Regions from separate parts of the Homo sapiens genome. Here region 2 is linked to region 1. Evidence: chromatin contacts called from ENCODE Hi-C or POLR2A ChIA-PET data. All regions are on one chromosome and are shown on one strand. Each heading gives the region's core, a stretch centred on a gene start or an enhancer-like site at or near the end of the contact. The rest is flanking DNA. Distances are from core to core; before and after follow the strand shown. Region 1 overlaps LINC00393 (long intergenic non-protein coding RNA 393). Region 2 has its middle 11 kb from the start of LINC00393.

Evidence for each region. Hi-C counts contacts between places; a loop is a spot of excess contacts on that map. ChIA-PET counts read pairs that join two places held with the same protein, here RNA polymerase II (POLR2A). Pooled maps may share reads with other maps.
Region 2: a pooled map shows a loop between it and region 1 (3-fold over the local background). The contact joins two enhancer-like sites. A Hi-C loop is called at or near these places in 3 of 168 maps with a recorded cell type or tissue (Calu3, PC-3 and naive thymus-derived CD4-positive, alpha-beta T cell) and 1 of 50 pooled maps. POLR2A ChIA-PET finds 5 or more read pairs at or near these places in 2 of 52 experiments (B cell and naive thymus-derived CD8-positive, alpha-beta T cell).

The regions. Positions count from the first base shown.
Region 1 is chr13:73,616,940-73,619,932 of GRCh38, forward strand. All of the region lies in intron 2 of LINC00393 (long intergenic non-protein coding RNA 393), which reads right to left. The region is part of intron 6 of LOC105370256 (a long non-coding RNA gene); the gene reads left to right. Among named protein-coding and RNA genes, the nearest start is that of LINC00393, 43 kb to the right of the region's middle. Within about 2 kb of position 1,517, at least 3 of the 41 ENCODE cell types and tissues checked have a DNase peak (open chromatin) inside an H3K27ac peak, as active enhancers do.
Region 2 is chr13:73,671,268-73,673,974 of GRCh38, forward strand. No RefSeq gene overlaps it. Among named protein-coding and RNA genes, the nearest start is that of LINC00393, 11 kb to the left of the region's middle. Within about 2 kb of position 1,309, at least 3 of the 41 ENCODE cell types and tissues checked have a DNase peak (open chromatin) inside an H3K27ac peak, as active enhancers do.

The DNA.
Region 1 (2,993 bases), core at 267-2,766:
TGTAGCAATAAGTACAGAAAATTCTGAATCCCCACAGTGGTTTCCCCTGTGCTCAGTCAGTTGTTCCTCTATTTTGCTACCTGATAACCATTATTTCCTTCTTTCATGCTTTGGGTCCCTGCAGAAACAGCCATTGACCACATCAGTTACATTGCCAATGCCTCCAGAAGACTCCCTCACCGCTGCCTGCTGATTATGCCCACACCGCAGCTGCTGCTGCCCAAAATGACTGTCCCAAAGCTACTAATGTACAGGGCACTAATTTGTCTGGAAGGCTGGCTCCATGTTGCAGAGCTCCCAGCAAAGTCTTTCACCCTTGCCAATGCTGCTAGAACAGAGCTGCCACTTTGCACTCTTAATATCCAGGCAAATTTTAGTGAATTTCCCCCACTTTCTTTCTTTTTTTTCTTCTGTTATTTACATTCCCACACCATGCCTTTTGGGCAAGGACTTCTTAGGAGCTAAGCCAAATATCCAAGTGGCAGACATGGTGTGGTTCTCACAATCCCTTCTCCCTCTCCAACCCTGGACCTGTGTCCTCAAGTCATACTCTGGCACTTAGGATGAGTCTTTTCATAGGATTCCCCTTGATCCTTCACTCAACCTTAAAGGACTCACCTCTGTTATCCTGCAGACATGTCCAGATCAGCTGATTCCTAAGTGCACACAACATCTCTGGATATATACATATATACGTATATCCTCACAAAGTTAATTACATTTCATATTTCTGTTAGACAGTCAATAACATTCTCAATAGGCTTGTTTCCAATATCTTTGAATAATAATAGTTAATATGTATTTATCTCCTCCTATATACCAGGCACCGTATTGTTTTACGACATCATCTCATTCAATACTGTCAATATTCCCAGGTGGGAGGTGCTTCTGTTGTCTTCATTTTACAGATGAAGAAACAGATGCCTCAAGACACTAAATACCTACCCAAGATCACACACCGAGCATTATAGAGCTGTTTCTAACTCCAGCTGTCTGTCTCCAAAGCCTATAGGGTGCAGCACGTTCCTCTTTCATGACACTGGAAAGATGCCTATTATTATGGCTATGCATCAAGTCTGCAAGAGGATCTTCTAGATTGTTTAATTTTTTTTAATATTGCTTTTAAATGGGCATCATTGTGTCTACGTTTTTTCTAGGTTCAGCTTAGTCTAACTTGACTTACGTTCTTTTTCTGAACAACATTTTGTTAAAGAAAATATTTCATAAGGCAACTCACACAGTAACATTCTAAAAGATGTGGTCTTTCCAGGCTTTTCTATCCAACTTGCCCCCATTTTGATTAAATATGCTGGAAAAACTTCTTTGGATTAAAATTGCCCTTTTAAAAATCACAGACAAATCTGGGCAAATAGTAAAGCATTATTTCTCTTTCGATTACAGTAGAAACCCCGAGACAACTAGAACTGATTTGCTCAGGAGCCCTGTGGGGGACATTCATTTTGGGATTCAAAGGGGACTGCTGCCCCTCTTTAACCTGAGCAGGGAACAGGAAGTGCCGCCGCAGCTCCACTGCCCAGTTCTGCAAATCTTCTGGCTTGTTGTTTGGCGCTGGGTGTGTGTTAATCATTCACCTCAAGGATTTCTTAAAGAGTATTTATTCCCAAAATAGAGATGTGGAAGTCAGCCTATACCACTGGGCAATAATTCCATCTCCTGTAACTTTCCCATAGGAGTAAATCTAATCAATGTCACTGTTGTTGAAATTATAAAAGTGAACCAACTACAGAGTGGAATTTCCCCCCAACCGCTCCCTCCCTCTTGTTTTCGTGTACTTTGTAACCTGAGGAGAAGTTTCCATGAGGAAGCAGAGTTTATGTTGAAGTTACTGAGTGATGTATGGGAGATCTCAAACACAGAAACTGCCTTTAGACGTTAAAAAAGAATAAAACTCTGTTGTGCCCACGATGGACTTGTGCAAGTAGAATGCTCAATGTTTTCCTTTGCAGAAACATTGATCCCCTTACAGGAGGATCTTACAAGATACCCACTGTGCTCCATTCTCATGTCCCCATGGTCGTAGAGCTGCCTAAATAACATTGCCCAGGAGAGATTTTTATCCCTTGGCAATGATGCTCATTCATGATTGTGTGGGCAGCACACTTAGCTTTACTTGGGAAAAGATTTCCTAATGTAGTGTTGCCTGGCTAAATATAAGCTGTCTTTGCACACATGAAACTAAGTGGAGACTTGACTTAATGATCTCGTAACTCTGGTTAGTGCTTCAATTTAGAAAGAAAAGTGAGTGGGCTTTTCTTTAGTTTTGCAACAGTAATTTCTTAAAAGCCAAGAAACTTCACATTTGTAGTTATGCCTAGGATGAAAGTTGTTGAAGCTTCTATTCTTGATTCCACCTTTGTTCATGATTGCTTATTTTTAATCTTTTCCATCTAAACTGTATTCTGAAAATTAGTATAATCATGTGAACATTTCTGAACCACAACATTTAATAGAATTGAATCAAGAACAAAAAAGTTTCACCTAGCAGTTTTTTGACACTTGACAGATGATGTTTACATTTATTTACTGTCTGACAAAATTATCTGAAACCTAACTCAAGGTTTAATTTTCATTGGGGGCTTCACAATGAAAGGGTTGACAGCAGTGTCCTCATTCAATCCTCAGGCTCAGCCCTTTCCTCTCAGTGGACCTCAGTGGCACTGAATCAGGTTAATCAGAATCCTTGAGGCAGAACATAGCGCCTCTTTGGTCATTCATTCATTTATGTAGGTATCGTTTTTTATTTTTATTTTTTTTGAGACAGAGTTTCGCTCTTGTTGCCCAGGCTGAAGTTCAGTGGCGGATCTTGGCTCACTGCAACCTCCGCCTCCCAGGATCAAGCGATTCTCCTGCCTCAGCCTCCCAAGTAACTGGGATTACAGGCATGTGCCACCACCCCAGGCTAATTTTGTATTTTTAGTAGAGACGGAGTGTCTCCATGTTGATCAGGCTGGTCTCGAACTCCTGACCTCAGG
Region 2 (2,707 bases), core at 59-2,558, 54 kb after region 1:
CATCACCTCCATCATCTACTTATGTGATATACAAGGCTGTTCTCATGTTGTATTCTGCTTTATTTCTTAGGAACTGCCTTCCTCATAGGATTACAGTTTTTTTTTTCTTTTTAGTGTGGTAAGTCAGTCATATACACTATTTCATTTCTTGTGTCTAAACAAGGCCTGCTTAAAAAAAATGGGTGCTCAATAAGTATTTGTTGAATAAATGCATTATGACAGAAATTATGTTTTTTACTTCTTGATTGTCCTTCTGTCTGATAAATATACTAGCTTCTAAAAAAAATACTTGCCTGGTGCCCTGAAGTACATCTATAGTTCCAGGTAATCAGGAGGTTGAGGCAGGAGGATCCTTGAACCCAGGAGTTCAAGGCCCACTTGGGCAACATTGTGAGACCTATCTCTATTTTTTAAAAAATAAACATCTAACCTTTCATAATTGTTCTTAAAGGAATTCCTTTAATTTTAAACACCCCAATAAAACTGGAAAATGCCATATATGTAGGAAATTAAAGCTAGGTAAACTTAGTTAATGCCACTGATTTACTACTGAGTAAGAACAGCACGTTGTATAAATTGAGCTATTTTTCACTGGGGCCAGAATGTGGATTTGACTAAGATTGGATTGCTAGGATGACTATATATAGCATCAATGTGATTAAGAGCCTGGTCTTCGGAGTAGACAATTCAGCTTTGCCACTTACTCATCGTGCGTCTCTAGGTAGCTGCTCGACTTCTTTGAACCTCAATATTGTTACCTCTAAGATCCACATTGTAATGTCTTCCTCACAGAGATATGTAAGGCTTAGATGAGACAATGCTTATCAGGCAAGTAGCACCATATGTGGGATGTGTAAGTGCCCCATGTCTGGGAACCAGGAGCTATTAGGGTATTTCCAAATTCCACTTAGACTTTACCTCCATCTTTGGTAAAGTTTAAGTAGGTACAGTTTACCGCCATCTTTGCTGATCTAATTCTTTTAAAAAATATAAGCATGGGAGCCTTTGCATTTTATATTTAACTCCTGATTATCCAGGGGCAAAAACAGAAAGAAACTGTCTCCAGACCTACTCCCTCCCTGCCACCCACACAAACCTCTGCTTTTACAGCTATTAGTTTCATTTCTTTCCCCAGAACAATAGCTACTTTCCAAAGTAATGAAAACCCCAAAAAGATGGCCGAAAGGAACAGAAGGTTCAGAGGGCTAATCTGTGGATAACTGGCTCATAGGCAGCAAATTATTCATTCTAATCGAGAGTTTCGGGAATGCAGGCCTCCATAGCAGATGCCAAGCTGAGCAAGAGGAAAGAAATCACACAATTTCCCTGGAGGTTGAGTTGAGGCCCACAGCTATAAAATATAGCCTTTTGTGTGCTGAATGCTGAACCGGGACACATTAAGACAAGAGATGTTTATTTATAGGCATCAATAAAGTGAAAGCATAAGCCATATGAACAGAATTGGGCTGGTCAAGGACAGTTAATTCCTGCAAATACCTTGTTACTCATTGAATGTAAATGATCTACTTCTGCATTTTATCATGTTTACACAGTGATATTCTGTGGTGGCTGCTTCCAGGTTTATGTGTGTTTTTAATCTGGGAAAGTCCAGGGTTTATTCAACTCTTATGATGAATGAAAGGTCATTGGTAAAAATCAGGAACCAATCTAAACTGAAAAGATAGCAAGTCTGGCCAAAAGTGTATTAACTTATTTCAATAGTTTCTTTAGAAATCTATCATCTTGACATAAGAAATGGCTTCTCACATTGCAAATAAAAGATCAGAATTGTTTTGGCTATTCAAGGTCTCTCATGGTTTTATATGAATTTAGGATTGTTTTTTCCACTTATGTGAAAAATTTGATTGGAATTTTGATAGGGATTGCACTGAATCTGTAGATCACTTTGGGTAGTATGGACATTTTCACAATATTAATTCTTCCAATCCATGAACACAAAACATCTTTCCATTTGTGTTTTATTCAGTTTCTTCCGTCAGTGTTTTAGAGTTTTCAGTATATCACTTCCTTTGTTAAATTTGTCGATTAAAAATAGCAGATATTTTGATTAAATAAGCATCAACAACACCCCCAAATGGTGCCTTCTGCTTTCATTCGAGTCACAAAGGGTACTTTTGCACAGATGTGCCAGGTGAAAGGGAGTAAAGTGAGAGAGAAATAAGCAGAACTCCAAACTGTAGGTACCATATTTTATTTAAATGATCTATTGACCAATGAAGTAGTTACTGTGCATTAGCCACATTTTACAGATAAAGAACTAGAGAATCAACAAGCTTGACTTATTTACCTAAGACCAACAAAGTTAGTAAGCCACAGGGTGGGGCACCAAACCTTGGTGTATTAGCCTAGTTGAATCCTGAGCCTCCCTCTACAATAATATTTTTATGTTTCTTAGAAGAAAAAATGTTGTGTGTGTGAGAGTGTGTGTTTTCTTTCTTAATTATTATTATTTTTTGAGACAGACTTTTGCTCTTGTTGCCCAGGCTGGAGTGCAGTGGCAAGATCTCAGCTCACTGCAAACTCCGCCTCCCAGTTTTAAGCGATTCTCCTGCCTCAGCCTCTGGAGTAGCTGGGTTTACAGGCATGTGCCACCACACTCGGCTGATTTTGCATTTTTAATAGAGACAGGGTTTCTCCAAGTTGGTCAGGCTGGTCTCGAACTCCCGACCTCAGGTGATCTGCCCGC